Linked DNA regions of Mus musculus: regions 2, 3, 4 and 5 are each linked to region 1. The links are chromatin loops, found by intact Hi-C in ENCODE. Cell type or tissue: heart. All regions are shown on one strand. Each heading gives the region's core, and the rest is flanking DNA. Links, peaks and the distances in the headings are about the cores only.

Evidence for each region. Hi-C counts contacts between places; a loop is a spot of excess contacts. Peaks named below come from ENCODE experiments on the same cell type or tissue, not always from the same donor. Only the 100,000 strongest peaks of a DNase experiment are listed, where the experiment ranks them.
Region 2: a loop joins it to region 1, with 6 times the contacts of the local background. A loop is called at or near these places in 39 of 42 quality-filtered maps.
Region 3: it touches region 1 in a loop (2.7-fold over the local background); 2 of 42 quality-filtered maps call a loop at or near these places.
Region 4: a loop joins it to region 1, with 5 times the contacts of the local background. A loop is called at or near these places in 5 of 42 quality-filtered maps.
Region 5: a loop joins it to region 1, with 14 times the contacts of the local background. A loop is called at or near these places in 19 of 42 quality-filtered maps.

Annotation. Positions count from the first base shown.
Region 1 is chr13:70,837,166-70,843,545 of GRCm38, reverse strand. It overlaps Adamts16 (a disintegrin-like and metallopeptidase (reprolysin type) with thrombospondin type 1 motif, 16), which reads left to right and starts at 1,735. Exons shown (of 23, transcript NM_172053.3): 1 at 1,735-2,056; 2 at 2,175-2,277. The coding sequence starts at 1,997. Gm36529 (predicted gene, 36529) reads right to left here and starts at 3,096. Exons shown (of 4, transcript NR_167928.1): 1 at 2,926-3,096. In heart, for the core only: a CTCF peak has its summit at 3,172 (motif pointing right); no DNase peak of the experiment used is centred there; H3K4me3 peaks cover 947 bases; H3K27me3 peaks cover 3,104 bases.
Region 2 is chr13:70,640,790-70,647,169 of GRCm38, reverse strand. No RefSeq gene overlaps it. Among named protein-coding and RNA genes, the nearest start is that of Ice1, 6.3 kb to the right of the region's middle. In heart, for the core only: CTCF peaks have their summits at 3,301 (motif pointing left) and 5,007 (motif pointing right); no DNase peak of the experiment used is centred there.
Region 3 is chr13:70,712,554-70,718,933 of GRCm38, reverse strand. All of the region lies in intron 4 of Gm36607 (a long non-coding RNA gene), which reads right to left. Among named protein-coding and RNA genes, the nearest start is that of Gm36607, 9.6 kb to the right of the region's middle. In heart, for the core only: a CTCF peak has its summit at 2,692; no DNase peak of the experiment used is centred there; H3K27me3 peaks cover 418 bases.
Region 4 is chr13:70,608,679-70,613,678 of GRCm38, reverse strand. Ice1 (interactor of little elongation complex ELL subunit 1) reads left to right here. Exons shown (of 19, transcript NM_144837.3): 11 at 3,059-3,145; 12 at 4,503-4,903. It overlaps Gm40996 (a long non-coding RNA gene), which reads left to right. Exons shown (of 2, transcript XR_873649.1): 1 at 1-1,182; 2 at 1,681-2,893. Among named protein-coding and RNA genes, the nearest start is that of Gm40996, 3.7 kb to the left of the region's middle. In heart, for the core only: a CTCF peak has its summit at 2,430 (motif pointing left); a DNase peak (open chromatin) is centred at 2,428.
Region 5 is chr13:70,998,520-71,004,899 of GRCm38, reverse strand. No RefSeq gene overlaps it. Among named protein-coding and RNA genes, the nearest start is that of Gm36734, 19 kb to the left of the region's middle. In heart, for the core only: a CTCF peak has its summit at 3,399 (motif pointing right); no DNase peak of the experiment used is centred there; H3K27me3 peaks cover 914 bases.

The DNA of each region.
Region 1 (6,380 bases), core at 853-5,852:
CTAGCAGCCTTCAGATGAAGACTCCTCAGCTCCTCCTGCACTATGCCTGCCTGGATGTTGCCATGCTTCCACCTTGAGGATAATGGACTGAACCTCTGAACCTGTAAGCCAGCCTCAATTAAATGTTGTCCTTATAAGAGTTGCCTTGGTCATGCATGGTGTCTGTTCACAGCAGTAAAACCCTAACTAAGACATGCACACACACACACTCTCTTTCTCTCTGCTCTCCTCCCACCTCTCTCATGTGTGCATACACAGACACATACACACAGAGAGAGACAGACAGACAGACAGACAGACAGACAGACACACTTGGGAACAATAGAACAAGAGAGACCAGGTGGAATAGAGGGGACTTAACAGGAGATAATGGGAGGCTTTAATAAAAGAACATAGTGTAGGTGCGTGGAATTATAAAAGAATGAAACAGTAAGTCAACAAAACTGTACTCTTTGACAATATTTTTCATATGAACGACTGAGAGAGAAAGGGAGGGAGCAGAGAGAGAGAGAGAGGGATATGCATACACAGATCAGTTCATCTTGATTCCGCCCTGTCCTTTCTGAGATGTATGACACTTCATTCAGGCTTATAAAGAGCCACTCTGGGGCATCTCAGCTCAGTGTAGGCTGGAGTGAGCACCCTGAAAACTGCAGCCACTGCTCCACATGCCATCCCCCTTCTCAGCCTTGCAAACCAGGCAAGGTCAGTGTGACTGCAAATGAGGGACCCTAGAATGGCAGCTGGAGGGAGCCTGAGATGTGAGACCAACCGGCAGAAGGAAGTGGAGTGCAGCTGCTGGGATGGACAGTCATTGGCAGTCCCGCGTGTAGAAACATCTACCCGTGCGCTCAGTGCTGTCTGTATCTGTACCCACCCTGCAGCAGACACTCTCAGTCACTGATGGTCACAAAAGACGCTCATACTCAAACACATACTCAGGTCATGATGGACCAGGACGCAGGGCTGGAGAGAGGGCATTCGCTGGTTGTCTTGGATAGACCTGGTCTGGTCTAGGCTGGGGCTCCTAGACTTCCTACTAGGATGCTCTGGGAACCCAGTGGCCTCACACCTGCTCTCCCAGCAGGTCAGCCAGAGTCTAAAGTGAATCTGAAATTGGCCACTGCTGTCCAATGAAAAATTAGAGGCGTGAGAAAGAAACCCAGCTTCCTCATAGCCTGCCCTACCCTGCCCTGCCCTGCCCCGCCCCGCCTCCATTCACCCCTTTTCTTCACGTGCCCCAGGCAACTAAGGACTCACATTCATTCATAAGCAGATACATTCCTCCCTATACATCTCCCACTAGAAGGGAAGGCCAGAGGGTCTGTAACCAGGGGATGGACTAGAGAACAATGAATGCTGGATGCCTGTCTCTATGCAGCTCAATCTTGCCCTTAAGTGAGAAGTCCCACAGAGCTGCAGCGGTGGCAGGTGGCAGAGGACTTTGGAGTAACACACCAAGACAGTTTTCCACAAAAGCACAGGGGTGAACAGCTAGATATGACTGTGTCCTGGCCTTGTCTCTACCCCAAGTTCTCATGTAGGTGGACAAAACACCTTCCTGCTGGGTCATAGGCGTGAAGGATGCCCAGTACTTACCATGAGTCTGCTTCATCTCCTCTCCCTGCCACTCCTCCCTTATCCTCCTCCTCCTCCTGGTACCCCTCCTCCCTGCTTTACTCCCTCCTCTATCCCCTCCCCTCTCCTCTCCTTTGCCCTCCCTAGTCCTGCCCTCTCCTTCTCTACCCTCCTCCCTGCTGTCCCTTGGTTGCTGCGGGTGCTTTGCCGCCCCCCGCCACCACTGCCACTCCACCTCCCGGTGCCGAACGAAGCTGCAGTGATAACTCTGATGTGCATGGTGGAATCGCTGCCTGGAAACCCTGCGATTTTGCCGGGTCGGTCCTTTGCACCCTAGCATACTGCTAACACCGGGACTATCCAGTGACCCAGTCTAGACTGCTGAGCTGAGTCCTGTGAGCCCTCGGGCACCGGGGCCATGGAGTCCCGAGGTTGTGCTGCGCTCTGGGTGCTGCTGCTGGCGCAGGTCAGTGAGCAGGTGAGTCCTGGCGCTAGGACCAGCAGAGTCTGATGGCTGCAAGTGCATTCCGCCCTTGGCTGAGCTCTGCAGTGCCCGCATTTTCACTGAGGTGTCCTCGTTTTTTTTTTCCCCCTAGCAGACACCTGCGTGCGCCCTGGGACTCGCAGCTGCAGCGTCTGGGAGCCCGGAAGACCCGCAGCCTCCCCCATTCTCTGGGTCCAGCTGGCTGGAAACCGGTGGTAAGTTCGCGCGGTGGGGGCTCTCGGTTCCTCACAGGTAAGCAGCCAGCAACCCCCTATGCTGGTCTGCAAGTCTCCTGGGACTCAGGACGCCAAAAGCTTTGAAGATGCTATCTTGCTCTTTCTATTCATTTCGAGCACAAGATCATGCTCAAGAATGACTTCCGACCAACGTCTGTATCCTATTTCCTAGTAAAATGATAATGGCTAGCCAGAGTTACATTGGGGGAGTGAGATATCTGGGTGTAGGAAGACTCCAGATCACTCTATATATTGACATCATTAATGTATACACCAAATCTATTATAAGCAACGTAGTCCCCACTCCAGCATCTTCCCCCCTCTCCTTTCTTTCACATTGAAGCTTTCTCCACTTTGACTGTCACAGGAGGAGACAGAAGGCAACCTCATTAATATCGCTTTAATGTTAATTAATAGCACAGGGGACATCCAAAGGATGTGTCCTGGACCTCCTTGAACATGAACTCGAATTCAAGTCTTCTGCAAGGTTCAGCCACCTCAGTGATTCACAAGTGGGTTTCCCCTGTGAGGTGTCCTAGCAATGACACCTGGTGACTGAGAAAGCAGGCCATTGCACTTGCTAGGAGGTTTGTGCTGGGTCCACAGCAAATGCAGGATTTTACTCACCCTGTCCTTTCCTGGGATGAATTAGCTTGAGATTGTTAGCAGAAATGGCGACCAGAGGCGAGCCAGGTTTAATCTTTTCGGCAGATTTTTAGAATATGTACAGGATTAAACAATTGACACTTCGGAAACCCTCATTATCGCTTCCTTCATCAGGATAAACTTACAAGAACTGAATTCCTCCTACTGAAAACAGGGTTTAAGAAGGGATATATGAGTCTCGGCTCTAGGACTCTGAGTGCCACTGGAGGGCGCCAGACCCAAACAGTACAGTGGTTTAGAAGGCAAGGGAAAGCCTATTGTGTTTGAAACCCACCCTCTGTCACCTGCATCTCCAACCCTCTTCTGATCCTCTTACTTCGAATTCTGACACATCATGACCTTACAAGGAATGTTCATGCTCTAACTTTGGACTTTGCACTACTTTCAGAATAAAACTTAAAAAAAAAAAATCCATAGGGACTCGAGGCATTTCAGACATTTATTTATTATGTGTGTAGGGTGCATGGCACTGTGGAGGTCGGAGGACAACTTGTGGGAGTTCAAGGATCAAATTCTGACTGTCTTGCTTAGCATGGAGCAGGCTGAGCAATCGAGCCTTGCCACTCGGGACACGTTTATTGCACTAACGAAGTGTTATCCAAGATGATAACATTATAGACAGAACGCTATTCAGGAAGAGAGGACAAGCTTAGTGCCTGAGGCCACAGGCAGGCTTCTCATGCCTGGCGCCTCAGTCCCGGATCCCAATGGCAGTGTTTCCATGGACTTTCACTTGCCTGGTCAGAGCGTGCACAGAAGGTGTGAGTCCTTGCAAGGTGGAGCTGACTTTGTGAAGGCAGGATACCTTCACCCTTTCCTGGTTATCAAAAGAGAAAGAGGCAGAGAGAGCAGACAGCAGTCACACAGCAGAGGCAAGGTGTGGCAGAGCACCTGTGACCTTCAGATCTGCATATTGTGCACGGCCCATCTCCATGATATAAGATAATTTCTTAATTAACTCTTTGAAGCTGTTTTGAGTTTGGGCTAAAGTGAGACCTGTAAGGGTTCTGGCTATTTTGCTGCCTTTGTGAAGTAATTATGCAGTAGGGAAGAGAGCCTCACGCACCCCTTGAGACAATGATGGATAACTAAATTGAGATAAGTTGGATTATCAAACACGAATGTATCAATTTACATTTTGATGACTCTATTGCTTTTTATTTCTTGTTTCTTCAAAGGTTTCCTTCCATATTTGTCATTGCAATAACATCTATGGTTTCTGCCAAGAGCATGGCACAGGTTTTTAGCTTTTTAAAAACTTTGGGTTTCCAGATCTCAAGGCAAAGCTCAGAAGTTCTTTAGGCTTTTGACTGGGAGGATAGAGAGATTGTTCAGAGGCTGATGGTACTTACCACCTCTGCTTCCCTCTGTTCTCATTCCATTGCCCCAGGTAGTCTCATTTGTAATTTTAATAATATATATGAATATAAGATTTACACATGTGTACAAATTATCATCTTCCAAATAAGAAAAAGTGGTATATATGTTTTTATGGGTCTTATTTTGCTTACTTTGATAACCTGTGGTTACGTACATATATTTTCCTGCAAGCAAACGACTTAGCTCTTTAGCCCTTCTCTAGTGTGTGTGTGTGTGTTTGTGTCTGTCTGTCTGTGTGTCATCTGTCTGTCTTTTTGCCTATCATTTTCCATATCTGTTCGCATGACCAACACCTAGGCTGACTCCATAGCTTGGCTACTGTGGAAACTGTCCAATGTCTCTGAAGGATGCTGACTATAGTGTGTTGACTGGGTCTGAGTCCATATCCAGGATTTGTGTGGCTGGATGCTATGGCTGGAATCATCTCTCTATGGACAACGAAGCTCATGAATTAGGCTAACAACAGTGACTTGTACCTCTTGCCTTTATTCCATTACCTCTGAAGGAGGGGGAAGTAGCCAGAAGTGATATGAATCCTGTGAGGATTCGGATGTGCTAGCTAACAATACCCCAGCCAACCTGCCTGCCCCACAGAGCAGAGAGCAGTGGCGGTGTCACATGAGGGAAAATACTTTGGTGAACTGCAAACCAATGGATGCACCTATATTCACTCTTCAGACTTGCTGAGTCCTGCTGTGCTTCCCCCCCCCCCCTTCGCCATATACCAGGTTGTCTGATCCTCCATTATCCTACACAAAATGTTATAGAAGCCAGAGTGTCTTACCCTACCATAGCTAAATCTCCTGCTCTGGTGCAGATGCCTGCCAGAGCCTGCTAAGTCACCTGCAGAGCCTGCTGCCTCCCTATGCCAGCTGTTCCCACTTGTACAGTAGGGCTAGATGTGTAGATTATGCTTGGGACTGCAGAGAGAGAGAGAGAGAGAGAGAGAGAGAGAGAGAGAGAGAGAGAGAGAGAGAGAGAGAGAGAGAGAGAGAGAGAGCTATGACATGTGGCAGGCACCATAGCCAAAGTCTTGGTGCCCTCCAGTCCTCACCTTGCCATGGTTGTCAGCAGGAGAGAATCCCCGCCTCTGATCTTCTCTGACTCTCTTAAACCCAACCACAGAGCTTTTGTGGCTTGTCAGTGGCCATTGTCCGAACTTCTGTTTTACCTGTCTATTGCTTGTCAGGAGAGAATAGCAACACACAGACAAGTGCCTGTGCCTACTCAAAATTAATTGGTGATAATTACCTTGATATCGCTCACCTATAACCAAGTCATACTTTATGCATGAGTCTGAAAAATGTGTCCACTCATGCTGAGTCAGAGGCAGAGACCGGTTACCAAGCATCTAGTAGAGCTACCTCTTAAGAGACGGTTGATAGACTGGAGTAGAAACGTGTGTTTACAATGTTGCAATTGGCCAAACTCCAAATGTGCTGTGCTGCCAGTGTAGAGGATAGTCTGCCAAACTGTCAGGTTAGACCTGTCTATTCCCCCTGTTTGAAGTGATGAGCTTTGCAAAGACACCTCACTGTACATTCAGAGAAAGGCCTGATACCATGCTGGCCTGTTGTGTTTAGTGATTAGGGGAGAAAAAATACAGGCATAAAACCCAGCCAAATTTCGTATATAACTGGACACACTCCATGCTTAATTACTGATTTCAAAGACTTAAACCAAGCTAGCTAATCTAAAACTAAACAACAACAAAAAAAATTTAACCTTGGCCACAGGTCTCAGCTGATGATATGGCCGAGTAGCCAGCTGTGACCCTGATCTAGATGCCCAATCCTTGGCTCCTCCCTCCTGGAAAGATCCATCCCTGGGCTGTGGACATGGGGAAAATATTGTAAATGTTAGTGATGAGTATGGAAAGACCTGTTTATCATCTTTAAAAAATTAAAAATATGATTTCCCAGAATGGCAGAGGCCATTTCAATATGCACAGGGTCAGAAAGCACCGAGCTCAGTGACATCTCTCTGCTTCCTGTGGAGGGTGGTGACTCTGGGTGCTATTGTAAAGGATGCTGTAG
Region 2 (6,380 bases), core at 610-5,609, 200 kb after region 1:
GTGAAGGATGGTGAGCAAGGAGGGGTGGGGCACATTCTGGGAGCACATGGCAGGAAGTTAGTCCTCCCTCCAAGGATCCAGGGGAAAGCTGGAAGCGTGCGGAGCTGAGAGCATGGATGCAGAGGAAGGTACCACCACTTGTTGTGGAAACAGCACCAGCGAGACTCAGTGATGCATGTTGTGTAGGGAGGGGGTGGAAATGCGAAGAGAAAGATCCAGAAGGACCCAGCGAAGCATTGCACAGAAATAACCAGAGAAGATACACCAGCACCAGCAGGCCCTCCAGAGGACGTGCACTGAATGGACCTTGGAGAGCTGGGAACACTCCCTCCTGGGATGGCAAGGCGTGTCACCTGCATGCCCCAGCCAGTTCTTCAGAGTGACCACCTGTTGTTGGGCAGGGGGGAGGATAAGAGATGGAAAATAACCATATGCCTGGTGTCCACCAAGAGTCATGTCTTAAGTATATTGAAGGGAGGAGAGGGGGACACCCATGACACTTGTCTTAACCCGGGGCATGGTACCCAGGGAGGGCATACTCAAAGGCCCTGATCAGTCATACATGTGTGCTCATTTCCATGGGATTTAACTGGGGTGTCTCTTAGCTGACATATCAGCCATGGACCTTGGCCCCTGAAGCCCCTTTGAGGAAACAAAAAGTTCCCTTCAGTTTAATGGTCAGGCCTGCCTCTCTTATCTTCCAGTTAAAATTTCTCCCAGCCCCTTTTCTTTTTTATCATCTGGTTAAAATCCCCCCAGCCGGGAATTCTGTCTAATCTGTCGCTTGAGGGTCTAGCTGGGATGGGCTAGGGGCCAGAAGGCTTACCTTTCCTCCAGTAGGATCCGGTATTATCCGGCTGGCTGGCATTCCTCCAGGACTGGACAAGGAGAGGAGGAAGCAGTGAAAGAAATGTCTACCACACACGGCTCCTTCAGCTGTGACATGCATTTGTGAGGCCAGAGTGGCCTTCCTCTCACGCGCCACAAGGGTGTGAATAAATAGACACCTTCATAAATGCAACCTGCTCAGTCTGTACAGAGCTACTCGTATGCATGTGTTCAGGGTTGACGACTGGGTGACGGTGCTCTCCCCTGGGGAAGACCACTTCTCCTGCTCTCAGCATTTCTTGGCTGCCTAAAGAGTCCTCTGTGTAGGGCTGAGGTCTCACAAGCTTTCCCCAGTTCACACTAGCATGTGCCCTGATGTCAGTTTTATTCTGGTCATGTCTAGGCCATCACATTATTAAGTCCTCATGGAAATAACTTCTCTGATACTTCTACAAGACACAGCCTCACAGCAAACTCCCTGTGCCTCCAACTACCTTAGGGTATTGTTCTGTGGAAGCATTGGTTGGGGTTGAGCTCCACAACTCTGCATTTGGATTAGTTGTGATTTTTTTCTTTTTTTCTTTTTTCTTTTTTTCTTTTTTTTTTTTTTTTTTTTTTTTTTTTTTTTTTTTTTTTTTGCAATGGTCTCTGTTGCAAAGAAAAGTTTTTTGTTTTTTTGTTTTTGGTTTTTTTGGTTTTTGGTTTTTTTTTTTTTTTTTTTGAGGGGTGAGGTCAATACTTAACCTGTTGGTATAAGGACAAATGTTTAGATTGTTAGGGATTATGTTGGCTTAGTAAAGTGGCAGTTGTAGGTTCTCTTCTGAGATCTGTGCGTTCACTAGCTCTGCATAGTTGGCTAGGTTTCCAGTACAAGGAATGATTTCCTACTGACTGGGAAAGCTGTAAGTCCAATTAGGAAGCTGTTGGTAACAGGCAAGGTATGCATACCATCCACTGATGTTGTCATGCTATGCTGGCCATTGCTGTGGTTCATAGGTTTCATAGCTAGGTAGGACACTGGGGGGGGGGGGGCGGGGGAGGACAGAGGCTTTGACTATTGAAAGGGACCTGAGGTGCTGCCGCTGAGTCTCTGTGTTGGGAGACGTGACTTAGGGGCACTGGGAGCCAATCTCATGTCACAGAAAGGCAGTAGTATGGGACTGTGTCTGCAAGAGATACTGCATGAGTGACACAGATATTGCTGCATAAAGAGCTACCACTGCCAAGGTGCAAAAGCAAGGATGGAGCACAGAATGAAGCACACTGAAGCAGGAGGTATGAACTCAGTCACATTGTGATACATTGTTGCAAGGCAGCTGCACATGTCCTGTGTCCTAGCATCCGGAAGCAGACAGCACAAGGAGAGGGTTGGGATTGAGAGATCATCTTAACTTGCAGCTCAGAGCTCTAGAATCATCTCTCCTCCAGTTCGTAGACATGACAGAGGGTACAGGAGGATCATTTTCCTAACAGGCAGCCAGGAGAACTAAATGGTACCATGGGTCAGATGCAAGGGGCCTGGAAACTGCCTTGATGCCAAGAACAAATAGGAATCTGTTTTACTAAGCTGCATCATGAGCTGCAGGTGCCCTGGGGTCACAGCAGGAAGTCAGAGCTCCAGACAGCTGTGGGTCTGAGGACAGTGGATATAAGAGCATGTTAACTCCAGCTTCCCTCTGAAGATGTGCAAACCATTCTGCCTTGGCCCTGAATATGCTACAAAACACCTGCCGGGCCCATTTTCTACCCCTTGGTGTTCTCTTGTGTCCACATTACTCTGTAGTCTATCATACCACACAGAACCCTGTCCTCATTGCACCAGTGTTGGGAAAATATAGCTTACCACATGTGTGTACCCATTTTCCATAATCACAGGTACCCCTGATCAAGGCCCCATAAGCAACCCACAGCTTCCTGGGAACCAGTCCAGAGAATGTCTTCAGTTCTGGGTGCATCGTTTGGTAGCCCTCACTGGCCCCAAGAAAAGAGAAATGTTTCCATCTCTTTCATATCCTCACCGTGAGAGTCCCCCTGTTAGCCTTCTAGGCCTGCCTTCCTTGTGTGATAGCCATTACAGCCAGGAGGTGTGCATAAGCAGGCACAGTGTCTGCACGTGTCACAGGACAGCAGTGCAGGGACTCAGGTCCTTTCTGCTCTCATACCTGTCAGGTTTTCATTCATGCCTAGGTCATGACTGATTTAAAATGAGGCAGCCTTGCTTTTCTTTGAGAACCATGTTTATCCTCTGGGTTTATCATTCTAAAGGATAGCTCAGAGCAAACTACTGTTTTCTAGGACACTCATGAAGTCTGGACAAGCAGGTGTATTCTGGAAACTGGACCAGGCAGAGTGGACTGACAGGTTGAGGGCACAGTCCCAAGAACCACTCTCCCTCCCTTAAGGAGCTCCTAAAGGCTATCGTGGACCGAGGCTATTTCTAAATCACACAGGGAAAGATCGCCACCTGGTGTCCAGATGCTAACATTACATCACAGAAGGAAAAAGTCACACTGTCAGAAGACATCACAGAACTGCCTGCAGACTTTAAGGGGTGGTTGGGGGATTTAAAATTAATAACACAGTTCAACGACTTTTGGGTAATTGATCAAACGAGAGACTATTTTCCTTGTATGTCTGTCGGGGTGCACATGTGAGCACGCTCATGGCAGTGGAGGACCTTCTCCAGTGTCTCTCTTCAGGTGGCACCCATCTTGGTTTTGGAGACAGAGCCTCCCACTGGCCTAGAAATCACCATGCAGGCTATTCTGGCTGTTCAGGAGGCCTCGAGATGGAGATCTGCCTGTCATTGTTTCCTAATAACTAAAATTGCAAGAATGTCTCCATTTGTTTGCTTGCTTGCTTGCTTGCTTGCTTGCCTTTTACATGTGGGCTCTTGGGGCGGGGGTGGGGCGAAGCTGGAGAGATGGCTCAGAGGTTAAAAGCACTGAGTGCTCTCCCAGAGGTCCTGAGTTCAATTTTCAGCAACCACATGGTGGCTCACAACCATCTGTAATGGGATCTGATGCCTGCTTCTCTTGTGTCTGAAGAGAATGACAGTGTACTCACATATAAAATAAACAAACAAACAAACAAACAAACAAATAAATCTTTTTTAAATGTGGGCAGGCTGGAGAGATGGCTTGGCAGAGAAGAGTGCTTATTCCCCTTCTGGAGGACTTGGGTTCAATTCCCAGCACCCACATGGCTAAAAATGTGGGCTCTGCGAATGAGACTTGGGTCCCCCTGGCTGTGCATTGTGTGGCAAGCACTTTGGCAATGGAGCTCTCCCAGCCCAAGAATATATCTTCTCATAAAGCAAAATATAGTGACTTCAAATAACGAGTAGCTTCCCATGGTGAATTTCCCTTTGTTTCTGAACCTAATGTGTCACCTCACCCGGGCTGAGGCATGTCACCCAGTTCAGTAAGTGACCAGCTGCCTACCAATCGCGCCAACTTTTGGACGTGTTGCTTCGGTGTGTCTAGAGGCAGTGAAGGTATGAGGTGAGAATGTGGGAAGAGTCTCCAAAAGCTAGAGAGCTGGCGGGACCAGACAGCATGGAGAATCCTTCTGTGCCATGGCTAGAATGCAGGTACCCTGAAGGGCCAAGGACATGGTCAGAAAAGCATAGTTCTTCTTAAAAGTCTATAAGGAAATATGTTCCTCCCTCCCTCCCCCCTCTCTCCATGTGTGTGTGTGTGTGTGTGTGTGTGTGTGCACATGTGCACACACGTGTGTGTATCTGTGTCCCTGTGGAGGAGGAGTGGCATATGCAGATGTGTGAAGGACAGAATTTGACCTTAGGTCTTCCTTCAGTTTTCTCCAGCTTCATTTTTGAGTCTCACACAGGATCTGACGTTTCTGGATCCCACAAGACTAGCTGACAGCATGCATGCCAAGGGGTCCTTTAGTCTCTTCCTCCTCAATGCATACTGCTACAGAGTGCCCTTCGTTTGGATGCTGGGGGTCAGAACTCATGCCATGCCCCTACCTACATGTTCTTTTTACATACTGCCTTGTCCTCCTACGAGTAGGCTGAGATAGGTCTTATGCCATTTTATGTTGTCAGTGCCATATATCAATAGCTGGTTAAGATGTAAGAAGAGGTTTACTCTGTTTATGGTTCTGGAAGCCTAAACCTAGGTGATGGCCTTCTTGTATAGCCTCAAGGCTGTCAGTGGGTGGCACTGTGGATCGGGAAGCTGATGTCCCCTCTGGTCTGCCTCTCTCCCCTTCCAAAGACACAAATGGTCATCTCAGGGGCACCGCTGTGACGGCCATATCTAATTTTAGGTATTTCTCTAAGTCTCTTACTCTAAACAGCAACATCCAAATGCTCATTGCTTTAGATGTGGGGTGTTTTGCCTGCTGGATGTCAGAAAACAAACCCAAGGTGCCTTGAGCAGTGAGGCCAAGGGTTCTCTAGGCTCATACTCTGAGAGGACTTACTCCACAAGGATTCTGTGCCTACAAGGCAGAGTAGCTCCTTAGCCAGACCACTCCCTTTGGTTGTTGGATGCTTACACCTCCTGTACTACTTCAACACATCTTTACTCTCCTCACTCTCTTCCAGGTGGCTGGCAGAGATTCAAGTAGGTGGATGCTTTGCTACTTCCTACCATGTTTGCTTGAGAATCTCACGGTAACTCTAACTGAAAGTAGCCAGCGTGAGCCGTGGCTTGTCTTAAGTGCTTTGTTTTGAAATCTCCTCTGGCAAATCTAGGAAGTCCTCCTAGTGACTCACTTTCCAGTTGTCTTCTACAAGCCTCAGGACATAGGTCCGGTCACCGAGTTGCTTGTGATGTTGTAACCAGAGTGATGTTGTAACCAGGGTGAGGTCAACCTTTCCCCAATCCACAGCAGGGCTCCTCCTTTCCACCTGAGAAGACTGCTTGGAGCATGCTAGTTTCCTGTTCCTCCAAAGTTCTTCCCCACTTAACCTATCACTCAACTGCAGGCATCCCTATGGTGTGGGGGTGCTTGCTGCTAGCAATCCCCTCCACACCTGGAACATGTCTAAGTCTGTTTGGTATTTCTAATAGCACAATGCCACAGACTGGGTGATTTTAAGGAGAGATTGATTTGGGTTCCCTGATGCAGTGGCCTAAGGCTGAAAGAAAACACCTGGCAGTGGCCTTAAATATGAGGAGGCCCCAAGGCAGGGAATTTCAGGGCAAGGGTCAGGGAGTGCACCTGTGTGTCTCCTCTGGTCACACTCTCTTTTGCTCAAGCTACTGCACTCCACCAAGGGGCTTCATACTGATGACCATATCTAATCCTACTAGTCTGCCCAAGTTTCTACCTCTAAATGCTCACCTAGTGGTGTAAATTCCTATTTATTTATTTATTAACATGCAAAGGAAAATAAGCTACAGCACATGTTTGGGAGGGAAAGAACCATAGCAAGTTGTATTTATCTGTTTTCCAAGCTAGAGCCATCAGAGAATGTCAAAATCTTGTGGTTAAAAGAAAACTCACCACACAATTTAAATTGTGGTATTTGCAAAATTAGTTGAAGCCACATGCTGGTGACCTACATCTTTATTCCCAGC
Region 3 (6,380 bases), core at 742-5,741, 120 kb after region 1:
CCTCCCTGGAGGAAGCTTCTACCAATACAAATGAGGCCACACCATTCTAGGTTTTTTTTTTTTTTTTCAGTAGCTGGGGCACATCCAAACCTCCCTCTTTACCCTGATAAAGTGTCACCACTGAGAGGAAACGGGTAGAGTATTTGTTCAGTTTCTCTGTCCTCCGTCATTTTGAAGTGACTGTGAGTGTTCTCAAATGTGTGGTGCATGTCCATGCTTCTGTCCTTGTCACTCTTGCTTCCACGACTGTGAGAAGCCTAAGGTCTCATCCCCTGAGTACATGTTCCACATGGAATCATGTGTGTGCCCCAAGTCCACACAATGACACCCTAAGCTCCAGTGTGGCTGGCTACCTTTGGAGATAAGGTTTGAAATGAGTTCAGTGAAGGGTGGGAGCCTAATGAGACAGGACCACTGTTCTCATAGAGAATAGCTTCCAGTCTCTCCTGCAAGCAGAGGAAAGGTCATGTGACAACACAAACAGAGGTTGTATCTACAGGCTGGGGAGAGAGCCCTTGCCTGGAACCAGCCTTGGAGACACCTGGTCCTTTAGCCTCTGGGTCTACAGAATCATCCATTCTGCTGTCAGAGCCACCTACAGCTTGGTATATAGTATATATCCTTTTCTCTCTGATCCACTGGAAGAATTATTTTGTTATTTTTTTTCACTTTTCTCTTTAAATGAGTGTTGTGTATTCATTACCCTAATCAGCTCTGGGTGAGCTTAAATGAAGAGAAGAGGACATAGCTTATGAAGTTTATGATGTTGCTAGAGATGTGTGGTCCTACAGAGGTTAAAATCTTTATAATTGTCATTTATTTCTGGAAGTCCCATCAGGGCCAGCCTGGTCTACATAGTGCCATCCAGCACAACCAAGGATACATATAGAGATGCTGTTTCAAAATGCATAAAGCAGAACAGAACAGCATGGAGGAGCTGGAAGCAAATGCTCAGCACTCAGAACACTTTCAATGTCACCGTCACTGTTGAGGGGACATCACAGGAAGACATCCCTGACACATGTACCATCTCATTGTAAGCCTTTCTGTTCCAGGGCCCTGGTCAATGGCAGGGACTCCTAACAATGACATCATTCATCTCTGTGGTTCCGATTTAGTTCCCTTGCTACACAGTGACAAGGCCACTTTCTCAGAAGTCACCAACTCGGCTATCACTCTTGAATCAATGTTTCCACATACTCAGAGTCAGTCTCAGTGAAGCTCCGTTCTTGCAGCTGCAGGAACTTGGGATCAAAGGGCTGAGGATGTAGCTCAGTCAGCGAAGTGCGCGCCAGGGAAGCACCAGGCCCTGAGTAACAGAACCGGTATAGAAGAGAAGGTGAATGTGATGCATGTTTGTAATCCCAGCACTGGGGAGATGGAGATAGCCTGATTCCTGGGACTCACGGGCCAGCCAGACTCGAATGCTGTCTCCAAAATGAATAAAGAAATAACACAAAATATGCCTGAGAAATGACGCCCATGGTTGTTTTCTGGTCGCCACAAGCACATTTCCATCCCAACGCACCTGAGCGCATGCCAGTATTGGAACCTGGATCTAGAAACTCGGAAGTCTTGTTCTGATCCCATGTGGCTTCTCTAAGGCTCTCTCCTCGAGTGCCCAGTCACACATCCCTCTCAGCTCAGCTTTCCTGAACCTTCTCAGCTGCTTCCACAAGCTTCAGTGGCCACTTGCTCCCCTCCGGGTCTGCAGTCTCAGGAATCCCCACCCCATCCCTTCCTTGTCATTCTTCCTGGGATATGCAGAAGCCTGGCTCTGCCCAGAGGTGAGCTTGCTTCTATCTAACCCCATTTACCTCCCAACCAAATCCCAGCTGCCTGATCCACCCCATGACACCATCTTCCCACTTCCCTCCACCCTGAATCCCATTCCTCTTTCCACTTACACCTGGGTTGAATCTCCAGTCTGGTGTCCTTACTGCTGACTGGACCCATTGTTAAAATAGCAGAACTGTACTCAGCTTAGATCAGGACACGGTGTCTCTTCTTAGCATCTAGCTCCAAGAGATCACGCCCTCAGAAATGCATGACAGCCATGCTGTGCAAGCACCTGTGTCTTTCAGACTGTGGGCAGAATGTGAGCTACTCTTGTTTAGGTCTCATTTAAGCATCACTGCTTAGGATTCCTTCTGCAGTAACTGAAAGGGAATAGAAAATGCTACAAGGCCCAGTCCAAAGGACCAAGGCCAGGAATATCAGGGACTCAAGAAGGGGTCTCTGGAACTAGATGGGGAGCTCAGATAGAGCACTGCACTGGAATGTTCAGATAGAATACTAGTCTGGAATGCTCAGATGGAGCACTGGGCTGGAGTGCTCAGATGGAGGACTAGGCTGGCATGCACAAAGCTATGAGTTTGAGCTCTCGTACTGCACAGAAAGAAGTCTCAGCACTTAATAGTTGATGGTGCACAGAGTATGTATCTCATATTCCAAGTCTTTCAGACAACTAGCTTGCAAATATGAAAGGGTAAAACACATCAAGAGCTATCCACAGCCATCATAACTGTGCAAATACATGGAATGGAAGAGAAACGATTGACATCCCAAGCAGTGCTTTGTCTCTGCTAGTTTGGAGGAAAACATTGGTAGTTATTAAGGAATAAATGAAGGGCTATGGATGAACGCCGATTTCTTTGCCAGTAAGACAGACAATGTGAGGTGGCCACCTACTGGGGAGTCTATGATAAAGGACTGGTTGAAATTGCAAGGCCCGTATATGTGCAAACAAAGCCATGGTAAGCAAGAGGGCGTGTCCCTGGAAGCTAGTGCACCAGTTCTACTTCCTCTGCAAAAGTAGTAATGTAATAGATGAAATACACAAAAGGCATGGAAGGATATGTTCTTTAAAATGTCAGATATTGCTAGGACACAGCCTTCTGCCACTTAGGGGCAATTAACTGCCACTTAAAAATAAAAAGTAAAAACAATGTAAAACAACAACAAAATACCTCAGGCACATACCTCAGGTTCCCTGGAGTCTCCCCCTCCTTTCCTATCTTCAGATAAAGATACACATCATCACTACAGTGACTTTTCTTTGCCACCCTCAACCATGGCATCCTGCTAGCCAAGGGAGTGCTGACTGAACAGTGGGCATAATGGGAGACAGTGACTGTGCATGCTTCCTACATACAGCAATGGACAAGCAAGCCCCTGCCCCTGGGATTGCGAATAACTCCTCCCCATGGGCCACACACTCTGAAGAGACAAAAGACACTCTTTCTGGATGTCCTCGGGTCACAAGCAAGGGCGTATTACTTTGGGCTCTTCAGTTCTCCAAGAATCAAGCCATGAAACTTGTAGTTCTAGGGTCACAAAATCCATGAAGCTTTTCGTTCCCAAAGCCTCTTTGGAGCCTCATCCGATTCCCCCTTTCTCTATTTTTCTCCCTTTTATCCTTTATGACCACAGCAAAGCCCTTGAGAGGGTAAACCTTCAAATGCCTCATAACTGTGTGCTTGGGCAGTTCTAGCCTCAGAGTCATGAAGACTCTCAAACTTCTCAGACCCCAGAACAGTGACACCAACACTGTGATTTGTTCATTTCTCAGTCTAAGGTAGAAGAGATATCTCTGTCACAGTGATCCAGCAAATGTCTTCAACTTTATGGTGATGCAAAACTATCCCCGAGCACTTGCACTGGTTTCCGTTTTGCTATGGCACTGAGTAAGTTACATGAACCACACAGCACATCATCATGATGTGCGCAATGCAGGCTTCATGCTACATGACTAGCTCTACCTGTGGGCTAAACTACGTGCTCAGAATACATATGATATGGCCTAGCTTAAGCATGACGTTCATGTGACTAGATGCATGAAGTGTGCTTTTAGTTTAATGATATTGCCAACTTAATGCACTTACTGTGCCCTACCGACATCCTGAGCCAAAATATAATGTAATGGCTCCCAAAGATGAAGACCAGGCCTACTATCCAGAAATGTATAAAAAACTTTTAAAATAACAATATAAGGGCAAATAGGTCAAATTGGGAAAAAAAGCTATACATGGAAAGAAAAATCTAAAGTGTTTTTCTAAAGACCTACAAATGGTCAACAACAAGATAACAAGCTGGCAAATATTAGTAACCATCAGGGAACCACAGTGAGTCGGCACTTCACACCCACGAGCAGAGCTACAATAACAAGTTCATTATAAAGTCTTTAAGTGCCAAGTATTAAGAATGCAAAATGCTGTAGCCCCTCTGGAAATCAATTGGCAGACCTTCAAAAATTGCAACAGATTTATCACATGACACAGCAGTAGAACAAAGTTCTATGTATAAGCTCAAGGAAATTGAAAACACATTCACTGAAAAACCTTATGAATATTCATAACAACATTGTGCATAACGACCTAGCCTGGATGGAAGGAAGGCTCAGCCACATACATGATTTCATGAGGATGAGTCTTTAGTCAGCTCATGAATTATCCATTGTGACTTTTGCCTCTTATGAATCAAAGAGAGCCTGCTTCATCAGCAGACAGACAGGCTGTAATCGTCGTTCCCCCCCTTCAGGATCTTGGGCCCCCAGTCAGAGCTGCACAGGTGCAACTGCAGTGTGATGACTGGGAAGGTACAGAGCAGAACTGCGCAAGCACAGTGGTGGCTGGGAAGATGCATAGCACACCGCCCTTGTACCTCTGCAGTCAACGGATCTCAGTAACCATAGCAATGCTAACGGAGTTAAGAACAGTGCCCACTCATCTTCCTTCTTAGATGCAACAGACTTGGATTCTGGAAGGAACAAGTCTAAATGTCCCCTGGGGTTTCTATGGAAGGGAAGGGAGATTCTGTAGTCAGTTCTCAGGGTCAACTCTAGAGCTCACAAGCAAAGCTACCATCATGTTTCCCTTTAATCAAAAACACCATTAAACCCTGTCTGAAGAAAAGCCCTTTTGGTGTTGATTGCTGTATTTCATGGTGAGACATAAATTGCTCTCAGTGTCCAACTTTACAAAGCAATTATCAATTGGTCTCTTTGAGTTGTATCACTAGGGCTTGTAGTAAAGCCCAAAGAGCTCGGTGTCTTCATTTTGGCATTTCCTCTCCCTGAGAAGGGTCTAAGGTCAGAAGAGAACTGAGTGGGTCTCCAGAGAACCAAGTCCTTGATAAGGTAGGAAGATAGAGGCAGGAGTGAATCTCAAATCTACACAACTGAGGCCAGCAATTCATCCACCAACCCACGCAGGTTAAGTTTGCTGTGATGGGGTAGCAAGACTACTATTAGCAACAAGGGAATTCGGACAGATGAAGCTAAACATTAGCATAGTTTCCCAGCCTGCCCACTCACACCCTGAGTTCCGTCCCACCAGGCCCTGCTCCAGCCACCTTCATTGGTGGGATCTTATATGCATTTGTTTCCTGTTAACATGACTCATCTCAAAATTACTCTGCCTTCACACGGCATGGGACCTTTCACATTCCCAGAAGGCTACAGCTCACCCTTTCCTGACTTCTCCTCATAGTGGATTCTGATTGGTTTATCTCTAAGTGTATGTAAATCAGTCACAGATGGATCCTTATAGCTTTGTTCTCTGTCTCTCTGCCATCTTTCCTGCAATGTGTGTGGGTTCTTAGCGACTAGAACTGAATGGCTTAGGAGAGAAGGGACAGAAACAAATGACCTTTGATTCATGAGTACTACCCATGTATCCAGCCCCTAAAACTGATGAGGAATTTATTTTGAGAAAAAATAATAATCTAAAAACAAGCAACATTAAGGATTGATGGGCTGAGGATGGAGAGATAGTTCTGTGGTTAAGAGCACTGATTGCTCTTCTAAAGACATGGAGCTCAATTCCCAGCCTCCAAGAGGAGGCTATGATTTGTAACTCCAGTTCTAGGTATCTGATTCTCTCTTGGGGCCTCCACAGGCACTGCATGCAGGTAGTACACAGACTTGCAAGCAAACACTCAAAGAGTTAAAAAAAGAAAGAAAGAAAAAAAAAGGAAGGAAAGAGGGAGGGAGGGAGGGAAGAAGGAAGGAAGGAAGAAGGAAGGGAGAGAGGGAGGGAGGAAGAAAGAAAGAAAGAAAGAAAGAAAGAAAGAAAGAAAGAAAGAAAGAAAGAAAGAAAGAAAGAAAGAAGGAAGGAAGGAAGAAAGGAAAAGAGAGGTGGGGACGGAGAAAGGAAGGAATGAAGAGAGGAGAGGCGATGAAGGAAAGGGATATCTGGTGGGAGGAAAGGAAGGAAAAGAGGCAGGGAAGGGGGAGGGAGGGAGGGAGGGAGGAAGGAAGGAAGGAAGGAAGGAAGGAAGGAAGGAAGGAAGGAAGGAAGGAAGGAAGGAAGGAAAGAAGATGGGACAAAAGTCAGTCTGTGCCTCCTAGTGTCCCACAGAGGAAGGGGTCAGACTACACC
Region 4 (5,000 bases), core at 1-5,000, 230 kb after region 1:
CTAAACCCTTCACGAAAACTTTGAAAAGTACAAGTGGCATGGAAAGCCCTCCAATTGTAGAAGACTAAAGAACCAGGATTAGCACATGAGTAAGAGATGCTCAGACCTGTTAGTGTCCTTCAGCATGCTCAGGAACATGCCCATGGGCCACTTCATCACAGGAGGTGGAGGGACCTGATAAAGTGTTGGCTAGCCTAGTAGTAGATTCCTGAGCTGGGAGATGAAGTGTGGGTCCTCTGAGGATGGACTGTAAAGGAACAGCACCAAACATGCCGAATGCCATGGTCTCAGCATTCACCTGCTCCAGGGCTTCAGAGGGGTGAGTAGAGCCAGGAGGGTTGATCTGTGAGGAGGAAAAGGAGAATCCCTGGTCAGAAGCACAAGTAGTGCATGTCTCCTGACACCGCAGGGGCAGAGAGCAGCTTTAACCGGCTAATAGAGTGCATGCCTGCCTCAGATCAAATGAGGCAGAAATTGTTGAGTACCTGAAGCTGACTTAAGATAGGCTCACAGTGTCCGTCTGAGAGCAGTAAGGCCAACTGAGCAAGTCCAGGCTTTAGAACAATTCTGTGTGGAATAAGGGGTTCAGGATGCTGAGGTCTGGTAAGAAAACATTCTATACCCAAGCACATGGAACTATGCCAAGCAAGCCTCCAGGGTTTCCTGAGGAAGTTGCCCTCTTCATGGGGGGATCTTCTGTGTGTGTGTTTGAAAGAAGGGGTTGTAGAAGGCTAAAGAAGCAACTGCCAGAACAACCATTTATAAGGACTGTAAACCACATACCGAGTTTTTTAGAAACTTGATAAAGGTTTGGCTAGTACAGCAAACATGTAAATGTGATGTTGATAAAAATCCTCTGCTCCCTTAAGACAATAAAACAGGAAAACATGGCAGTTACCATGATTAGACTTGGGAACTGATGCTGGGTGGTGGTCCTGGAAACAACAACCCACTGTAATGTGATTAAGAATAGGACAGCCCATGCTTTTGCCTGTGCAGCCTCTGCTCATGGCAGCTTCCGTTCCCAGTGTCGTCCTCAGGTGTGGAGAGCAGATGACAGGCCACAGAATGTCACAAGTCTCACTTGGAAATGGGATTAGAGCAGACAGAGTGTGCTGCTGTTGTGTCCAGTATCATGCAAACCTCCAGTGTGCTTTGTTGACCTGTCTGAAGATAAACAGAGTAAGAGACCTCCCCTTTCAAATAGCAGTTGAGCCATCAGGTGTCTAAGAGCAGGACCTAAGGCAATAGGCAGCGTCCATAGGAGAAGCAGCGTAGATCATAAAAGTGTCAGGCCTTCGTAAACATAGTGCTGCTTCAGCTCAGCAGGTATTGAGCAGCGTAGCTTGCTTTCTCAAGAGGAGTAGCTGCCCGAGCAGTTAAGCTTCCGTAAAGGAAGAGCTGAGCAGGACCTCAGTCTAGCCACACTCGGGCATCCTCATCAGGCTAAAGAAGATGCTCTTGGTACACGGGGACAATGGAGTGGGCAATCCTATAAGCATGCTCTTGAGAGATTAAACAGGTGCCCACTCACACCTCAGTCAGAAAGCCGCACTGAGGCTTCTCTCTGCTTGTTGGGAAGGCAGCTTTGGGGTCAGTCCTGAGAGGGCACGTGTGCTCCCTGGCATTGTGACTGCTCTCCAGGAGGATGAAAAAGTAACTTGTTTTCTTTGTTTTTAGGGTTCCTTGTTGGCTGCTTTGGGTATATGGTACTAAGCAGGGACCGTGGTCAGGTCATTTAAGCACAGGGATTACAGTATTTGGAAGCAGGCTCTGGGGTAGGTTAAATTATAATTCAGATAAGCTTCTCAGCCAGCCACAGGGGTCTGGAGCCTCCAGTGGTAACTATGTCAGCCATGCTTGTCTTGATATCCCCATCTGTGGACTTCATTTTGGGGGTGACAGTTTAGTATCCTAATATGAGTATACTGTATTAAACCAGTGGCAGATTTCCTGGAGATTTTAACAGGAAAGGTTGATCTATTCAATTTTCTCTTGACCTGGGTTAGTGATTTTACCCATTTCATAAAGCTTAGGCTTAAGGACCTTCTAGAGATCTGTGGTTTGGCCTCAGAATCCTTTCATGTTGAAATGTAATTGGCATGGATTAGTGCTTAATCCATGCTTCACCTCGGGCTCTTTGTGTTTACATTTTCATGGATAGATTTGCCTTGATGGCTATTTTTGAAATTTGTGTATTTAATGAGTTACAGAGATTTTATCCCTGATATTATACTGTTCTTATGGTTTTTATCAGGCTTCTATTACTTATGTCTCCCCTGGGTCTTTCATCTTGGGTCAGTGGTTCTGTAGCAGTTTGAGAGTCCAGAGATCTTTGGAATTTAAGTCCCAGCAGTTTCCCATCCTGTTAAAGCCTGTCTTCTTCTGTGAAGTCTTGTGCTGTGGGCGCCCCCTGCAGGCTTTTCTGCATATTGCTTCCATCCCTTGCCCTCATGACCATGGACTGTACCATCCATCAGTCCTCTGGGTGGTTGCTGCATGGTTATCTGGTGCCTGTGCTGATGGACTCATTTAACTGAGGGAGGCTTTGCTACTGTTGTATCCATCTCAGCACTGTGGAACAAAGGCACAGGCTAACTTGCTGTGATAGAGAGAAACTGTAATGCCTTTAATAACAAACGGGCTGGGGCTTCTGAGTCCATCCCCTAGAACAGTGGTTCTCAACCTGTGGGTCACGGCCCTTTGGCATTTGACCCTTCCACAGGGGTGGCCTAAGACCATCAGAAAACAGATCTTACATTAGAAAATTACAGTTATGAAGTAGCAACAAAAATCATTTTATGATTGGGGGTCACCCCAACATGCAGAGCTGTATATTGAAGGGTCACAGCATTGGAAAGATTGAGAACCGCTGTTCTAGAAGAAAGAAAAAGAGCAAACAAGCCTATGTCGAGTCTTGGGGTTGTAGCGGAAGCCTTGCCTGACTTGGTTGATAGCGCAGTGGTCGCAGTGGGAAGGTTTGGGTGCTGCTCCCTGCTTGGGTAAGAAGTCTCCTGTCACAGCACTGGGCCTGATAGCTGTGCGTTGCTGTTTACAGGGAAGGTGAAAGTTCTCCTGAAGGAGCTGTGGCTCTGTGTGAACACTGCGCACAGACTCTCCGGGGAGGGCGGCAGACGGATCCCAGGTGAGAGACACTACAGACGCTCCTGAGGCATGAGTGTGACAGCATCTGCTACAGGCTTCTGGTATTTCAGCCTCCAGTGTGTAGCGGAGAGTGGGGACTTGGAAATGTATGAAGGAGTGTGACTCTAAACCCCAGCAGATAACTGTCAGCCTTTGGTAGCAGCTCTCCTCAGAGCACTTGGAGGGGAAACTAAGGCATGCTTGGCAGGTGTATGTGGAAGACCAAGTAATCCTCCTGTCCTACACAATAGCTTCTTTTAAGTCATCTTTATTTTCACACAAGAATGATTCCATCTGAACTTTTCCCCAATCCTGTTAACAAACTGTGGGACTCATGGAAATGGCCCATTTTCCACCTACACTAGATCTAGTCTGAGACTCCATTTCTGCTCAGGACACTGTGCTGGGGACTAGGGACAGAATGCATGGCACACTGTGATTCAGTGAGGATCACATCCGTAGTCGATCTCCTTTGCTTCCAGTTGGCCCAGGGAAGGTTTGTGGGGTTTTGGGGTTTTTTTGTTTTTCTAATTTCTTCTGCATTTAGTTCCAGGAATTCTTGCTTAAGGAAGGCTGCCCCTCTCCTCTCCGCTGCTGACTCTGGTCTGTTTCATGTCAGGGTAGCTCTCCTGCTTCCCAGTGCACTACAGTCCCTTACTCCCCTCTCCTCTGCTCACTCTGCTGTTTCTTCTGTCTCCCCAGTGCATTCCAAGTTAATATTTACTAGACGCTGCCCCAGAGCAGCTCCTGTGTGCCTCAGCCATACTTGTCCTGCCTAGGCACTTCTCTGTTCCAGTCTCACCTCTGAAGAGGTCTTGCTCCTATGTCAAATACCTGGTGACTACAGTGACCCCGTGGGATCCATATTTCTAGGCTAAATCATCATCATCAACTGAAGTTCATGAAACTCAAAGACCCCTCCCCCAAAATTGTATAGTTGCCTGTTTGTCACACCATGCTAGCAGTGTTTGAGGGAGGGAGCACGTGACAAAGATCTCCATCCACAAACTGAGTCAGACAGTTTTATCTTTCTGAACAGTCATCTGAAATCAACCAATGTCAAACCTACCCATAGGCTTTCTATAAAAGGTACATTAGATTGTTGTTGAAGGGAAAGCGACTTCCAGTGTGTTTAGGCAGTAAGGCCTCTGCCCTGCTGCTGTGCTGTGAGCTAGCCCTGGTACCATCCACAACCCTGTCCCAGTCTATGATCACTTTAGAAGTTGACTGGTGACCTTTTTGAAGCCGTCCACTCATTTCAAGTTAATTGTGCTAGTAATGTGACCTGTTATGAGGATGTAATTTGTGCATTTCCTTGGCATTATTAAATATGTAATGCCTGCTTCTCTCCTGTTCAGAAAAACCTGCCAAAGGAAGCAGTGCAGCCCGAGCCTCTGAGCAAGATGAGCTGCTCCCAGTGCAAGGTGGCCCTGCCAGGGCCGCAGACATGCGTTCCTTCTTCTCCAAGCTGTCCATGGAGATGGAGGGTGACTTTTCTTCCTCGGAGAGTGCTGAAGAAGAGCTGCCCAGTGGGGCAAGCCCCAGCACTGAGCATGCTTTTTGTGAGGAGAGGCATTCTGAAGTCTCAGGGCAGAGGCCTGATGATGGCAACAGGACCAACGTCTATGACCACGAACACTTTTTTGATGATGATCTTCAAGCTGCAATTGACTTCTTCAAACTTCCCCCTCCTCTTCTGTCTCCAGTGCCCTCACCCCCTCCGATGGCATCAGGCTCTTTACCTTCTTCCCTGGCACCTGTGAGTTGACTTTCTGAATTTTAATTCCATTTTGATGTGTTTGTCCTTTGTCCAGGGTATTTTAAAGGTATTAGGGTACTCAGGAAAACTGTTCATT
Region 5 (6,380 bases), core at 772-5,771, 160 kb before region 1:
AGCAGAACATCCTGGACCTATGGAGGAGGTCTTCAGCCATCATGAATTAGGGATAGTTCAGAGTGTGCACTTACCACACAGATGATGTAGTTAATGGCAGCAAGTCAGCATTTCAGCTCCTCCGGAGCAGGAGTTAATAGTAGTATCTTCTGGGACGCAAACCCAGCTCTACCAGTAACTCCTACTCAGCAGGAGCATCGTAAGAGTCACGGGTTATGAGGACTGTGGAGCTCCCCACAGGCCAACCAGGCTCACTCAGTGCTCACAGGCAAGGGTTCTCACAGTCAGGAGAGCTCACCCTGCCGGTTCACCATCCCCACACTGAGACTTCCACTAACTTAACCCTTGCAATGTTTAAGAAACCTAACAGGACATGGGAGTCAGTGCAAATGTGTACCCAAAGGCTTCAAGCTTCAAGAACTTGGCCAGTGAGAAGTGAAAGTCCCTTTCAGTGGCCTGCCAGGCCAGCAGATATCCCAGCTGATGTTGTCTTCCAAGTATATAACACCCTCAGTAGTACCGAGGTCTCTGTGTTAGCCTGTGCACGCATAACCGCAGACTGTGTGTGAGACTGCTATAGATTGTGCTTTGGAGAAATTGCTTCTCTTGCCTCGATAACGACTTCGGTACTTTTGTCTAGGAATTAGACAATTAGACAGAGGGCTTTGAAATGGCAGGTTCCTGGGAGTTTAGCAAAAAAAAATTTCAGAGCTGGCGTTTATCAGTGTTTGTTTAACTAACTCAGTCGTTTGCTCTCTTTCCTGCCTTGTGTTTTGGAGGTATAAGTTGCAGAATAAAGAGTGATGTCTGCTGCTGCTGAAAGCTAGCTTCTGATGCTTGGGTCCAGTCTCCTTGGCAACTGCCCATTGCCGTGACCCAACAATTCACGGTCAGGACCGGTAAATTTTCTTATCGATCTTTGACTTCAGATTTGTAAATATTTGCTTGGGTTTTGCTTTTCATGTTCTCAACTAAAGAAAAAAAAGTTTCTATTTGGAAAAGAAGCTTTGAAAATGTCCATTCACTTGAAAAGAATAGACAGAACCCTCTCTCCCAAGCTGCCTGGTGTAATTACTGATGCCATTACTCTGCCCAGGGAACCTTTTGTGGGTTGTTACAGCATCGGGTAAAGAATTCTTGGCTAAAGAGCTTTCTGGGCTCTATGGAGAGGTCAGAACCAGTAGCTGACTTAGCTGTTGGCTCTGGGCCCTGTACCTTGCAGAGAGTAAAGAAACCCAGCTAGCCCTGCCTTCCCTTGCTGGGGGCTTTCCCCATGCTGTCTCATAAAGGCACAGAGCTTGATCGGGAAGCATTCATGTAATTTCCTCCCAGGTGCCCACATCAGCCTCGGTCACTTGGTGAGGAATGGAATTGCTATGGTCAGCCATTCCAAAGCAGAGGGATGGTATCCCTTGGAATTCCTTTCCCTCTGACTCTCATTTCTCCCTGAGTAGTGCCAGGCTTGCCTCTCCTGAAACTTAGCTGCACGGTGTTGTCTGTCCATCAGCTCTCCCAGATGACTCCAGAGGGAAGTCAGTATTTTTTAAGAGAGATACATGATCATGGAGGTACCATGTGTGCTGACCAAAAGAATTAAAACTGTTACGAAAGTAGTTTTGTCTCATATTTTACTTTATCATTAAATAAACTTTTTGATCATAAAGATTTTAAAAAGACATCTGTTTGCTTTTTTTCCCCCTTCTTGTAATAGCAGCATTTTGTGATGATAGACTAAGCGTGCTCACTGACGATTGAAGAGCCCTTCTGAACTTACAGGAACAGTTATGGAGGACACAGGTCCAATCTGGGTATCAGGTACAGATGGGAATTGAAGCCCAACACCCACAACAAGGATTATGTGGGCCCAGTGCTCTGCAGGTAAATTGCCTACATGTGACTAGGCCATCATTGGCCCTGCCCACCACAAGACCAGAATCAGGTCTTGTCAGTGAGATTTCCTGGTCTCCTTTTCTATGTTGACCATACAACAGCCAACCCATTGGCTGTTCTCTGGAGCAAATGCTGAGGAACAAGGCCCCCTCCTGAGATCCTTCCACAGCACTGACTAAACAAGGCCTGAAGATCCATGCCTGCAAGCTCCAAAGTCAGAAACCCATGGCCTCTGTGTGGTGGGTTTGTCAACACAACGGAGACCACTCAGTATTGGGGTACATTGTGTGAAGGTTTGTCTCTGTATATTCAATTGTAATTCTCTCCTGGCAGAGAGCTAAACGCTGGCAGCAACTTGGTATTGTTATTTCTGTGGCCCCATCATGGGTCTCATAATTTGTAAATAATTATCCTTCCTCACCTGCCTAAGGCAATCTAGAATTGTATCTGCTTGGCTGCAATCAAGAGCTGATGGCCAAAAGCTGGGCAGGAAATGGAAGGCAGAAATTCCAGGCAGAGAGAGGAAGACTGGGAGATGATTCAGAGATGAGAAGAAGGCTGGGAGAAGAATCAGAGCTGGCAGACGCAGAGGTGAATGGACGGACAGGAGAAAGATAGATTTGGTCACGTGGCTGGATATAATGTGAGGATTAGTTGGGTTTAGAGTAGTCGGGAGTCTGCCCAACAATAGGCCTAACCTTTAAAAGCTTAGCAAGCCTCCGTGCTATTATTTATATCTCTGGTGGGCGAGATAGTCCTGCTATACCTCAGAGTCTTGTTCCACTCATCTTTGGTCTAGGATTCTCAATGCTTGGTCACTATCTATCAAGAAACCTGGATACTACATGACCCTGACTTTGATGCAGAGGTGACTTGGTGATGGCCAATACTTCCAAACCAGAGGAGACCCAAGATCAGGAATTCGATCCCTCTGGACTTGCTGAGCAAAATCTCAGGGTCAAGCTGTGAGCTTCAGCTTGGAGTACGAAAGTCTTTCAGGGTTTCCTCAGAACCACTGTACATCTGCTCAGAGCACCCACCCCCTCAAGTGCTCATACTTTCTCCAGACACTGACAGATTAGGAGAGTGAAATCAACCATTGGCTTCAAGGAATCCATTTGAGGTGGTCCATGGGCCACCAGGGGCTTTAAGCCTCAGTCTTTCTTTTATAGTTTTGCTGATCATGAAGTCATTGTCCACCCAAGCAAGTCACAGAACTGCTTGTGAAGCCCAGCTACAGAGGGTATCATCATGCAATAAGTATGCCAGCCTTTGGCCTAGTGGCTGTGGCACTGACAGAGGCTGACTCCTGCTAGTTTGCTCCACATTTGCCTGCTTTCTGTCCCAAAACTCATGTGCACCTCAGATCCCATTCCCAGTCCACGAACACACACACACACACACACACACACACTCAGTCCCAGGCAAGAGACCTTGCTTGAGCCTCTTTGCCAACAGAGGACATCTTACTGAAGCACTTCAAGGCTCGGCCACCAGAGGGAAGCAAAGGCTGGGAATACATACTCAGATGCTTCAGTTATAGGGACCCCCAGCCAGAAAGGTTCCTCCTCCTGGACTGAGTATCATGTCCCTTGAAGAGGGTAAACCAGATCTGTCCCATAGACCCTCTACCTGCCCCAGGGTTTTGAGTGATACCATGCCTAATCTGGCACTTAGATGGATTCAGAGTCTTGGTAACTTGCTTTTTTATTGTATTTGAAAGAACCACATATTAGCAGAAATGAAATTTTCTCTTTTGTTATATTGAAATGAGCATTAAACTACCTTTCCCAGAAAGTTGGAAATTAATGTGTAACTTTAATGCCTTCTCAGGCCATAACAACATGAAGACATTGAAAGCAACATGAGGCCACCCTGCCACTTGGGGTTGGAGAGAGTCCATTCCTAGGATGAGACAGTACAGGGACAGGGTCTCCATCCCTTTCTTGCTGGCATAATATCTCCCTTGGCCCTAAGGATATCAGGGAGGAAGTTCTACAAATTAGAACAAGAGTGGAGGGGACCCACATTTCCTGTATCTTTCTTTGCCACCAGGTGAGATGGATGGAGCTTTCTTGCTTTGCCCTGACTTGGGGATGCTACCCAGAGCATAACACCTCCCAGTCTCAATCCCAGTGACCTACTCCATTCCAGGGAGACAGGTTGCTCTGTGGTGAGTGTGTTCTGGCATCAAGGGGCTATGTGAACCAGTGGGCAATCGGGGGTCATCGGGTTACCTTCTGTGCTTAGCACAGCCATGTGTGGCTCAAGGTGGGCACTTTATAGTTCTCTGTTAGCTGAGCCATGATCACAGCTGACAGATTTCTGCTCTCCAGACTGCCTGGCTCAGTTTTGCTTTGATCCATGAATGCTTGTGCTGTGCTATACCCTGCTGCTTCATAGCACAACCATAACAAATCGCCATGAAATTGGTAGTTTCCAACAGTATAAGCTATTTCCTCAGGGCTATGGAGCAAAGAAGACTGGAATCAAAACACTGGCAGGTCCCTGCTCACTCCAAAGATCGCTAGGCTGGTTCCTTTCTGCCTCTGCTGGCTGCCCATCGTTCTTGGCTTATGTGGACACCCTCTGACCTTTGTTTCTATCTGGATGGAGCTTTATCTGCTCCTGTCCTGTGTCTCTCTGAACTCTGTTTGTCGTCTGGGACACTGCTCAGATTTTCCCATCCTCCAACCCATGTAAATTCTATAGGAATTCTGTTCAGCTTGCTAGGTGTTCAAGCATCAGTTCTGAGAAAGCAGGACTCAGCAGACAGGCACTGAAGGAATAGAATAGTCTATGAATACTCACAGGCTCCACTGAATAAACACTATGGAGTCCAGGTGATGATCAGTCTGATCTATCACAGTCCAAAACCTCAAAGCATGACGGAGCTGGGACTCAGTTGAAAATGGAGCTGAGCCAGAGAACCCTCTGGAAAGCCAAGATGCCCTGGCAGTGAATTCCTACCCAGCAGGCCCCTCCTACACATCTCAGCTGCACCAGGATTGCTCATTGCTCGGACACCCTCTGCACCTGAAGGAAGATTGAGTGAGGAAACGTGTGCTTTCTGGTTGTTGGAATATGGTACAAGAGAAAAGCCAGCTGTCTGCATCCTGACACCCAGCCTCTCCTGTTCTTGGTCCAGCACATCCTGCAGGGAATCTTCCCTGATCCTGTTTCCTGGGAGTGAAAAGATGAGTCCTTCACCACATTGCCTGATGTAGCTGAGAAACAGCAGGTCAGCGAAAAGTGGGGCAGTGTGTCTGAACATCAGGGACTTCCTGGTGTGGACACTGGGCGTATGCATGACAAGTGGGCCCACACCGATCAACCCCTGGTCACAATCCCTCATAGCACCCACCAGTATCCACCTTAATCCCAGACCTTTGCATGGTGTGTCCTTAACAGCAACAACCAGAACATCCTAGAAAGGCCTGTCCACATGTTCTCCTTCCCAGTCTTTCTCACGAATCCTAGATCACAGTGTTCGGCATCTCTTGTTCTTGGGCAGAGATCCCTGACGCCTCACCAGTCCTTTGAATCCTTCAAAGAAATCCATACTTTTCTTTAGGAACCAGGTGTAGTGGCTGTTCCAGGTGTAGTGGCTGTTCCAGGTGTAGTGGCTGTTCCAGGTGTAGTGGCTGTTCCAGGTGTGGTGGCTGTTCCAGGTGTAGTGGCTGTTCCAGGTGTAGTGGCTGTTCCAGGTGTAGTGGCTGTTCCAGGTGTGGTGGCTGTTCCAGGTGTAGTGGCTGTTCCAGGTGTAGTGGCTGTTCCAGGTGTAGTGGCTGTTCCAGGTGTAGTGGATGTTCCAGGTGTAGGGTATATTCTAGGTGTAGTGGATTTCTCCGATGTACTTTTGACTACATCTGGAATTAACTAAAACCCAAGCAAGGAAGGCCCACCTGTGAAATTTTTGTTTCACTTTGTCTTTTACCTAATTTTAAGTGGAAAGACCCACATCTATTTCAGAGCATCGATGTGGGAAGATGTACTTTTAACCTGGGCCCTAACTACTGCTGCACAGGGAAGAAGGAAGCTTCTGCTCTTTACCTGCTTGTTCTCACCCTTACTATCAAGTCCTTTCCTTCACTGGCATTAGAGCCTACATCTTGGGGATTCTGGCATTTACTGAAGATCATCTGAGATCCAGCCTCAGGGGCCGAACAACTACTGGATTCTTAGAACTTCCATTCATAGGTAGCCACAGCCTGGAAGTTCTAATAAATTCCGTGTGTGTGTGTGTGTGTGTGTGTGTGTCGAGAGAGAGAGAGAGAGAGAGAGAGAGAGAGAGAGAGAGAGAGAGAGAGAGAGATGGGAGAGAGGGAGGTGGGGGTAAGGCAGGGGTTATGTAAGTTTGGTCACTTGGTTACCCTAAAGAACCCTGACTAATATACCAGGAAGCCCCAACTTTTTTGCCACCATGAAGCCACACCACAGTCTCTGTGATCACTCTGACATCAATAGTGATCTTGCATCGCCCTGCATGT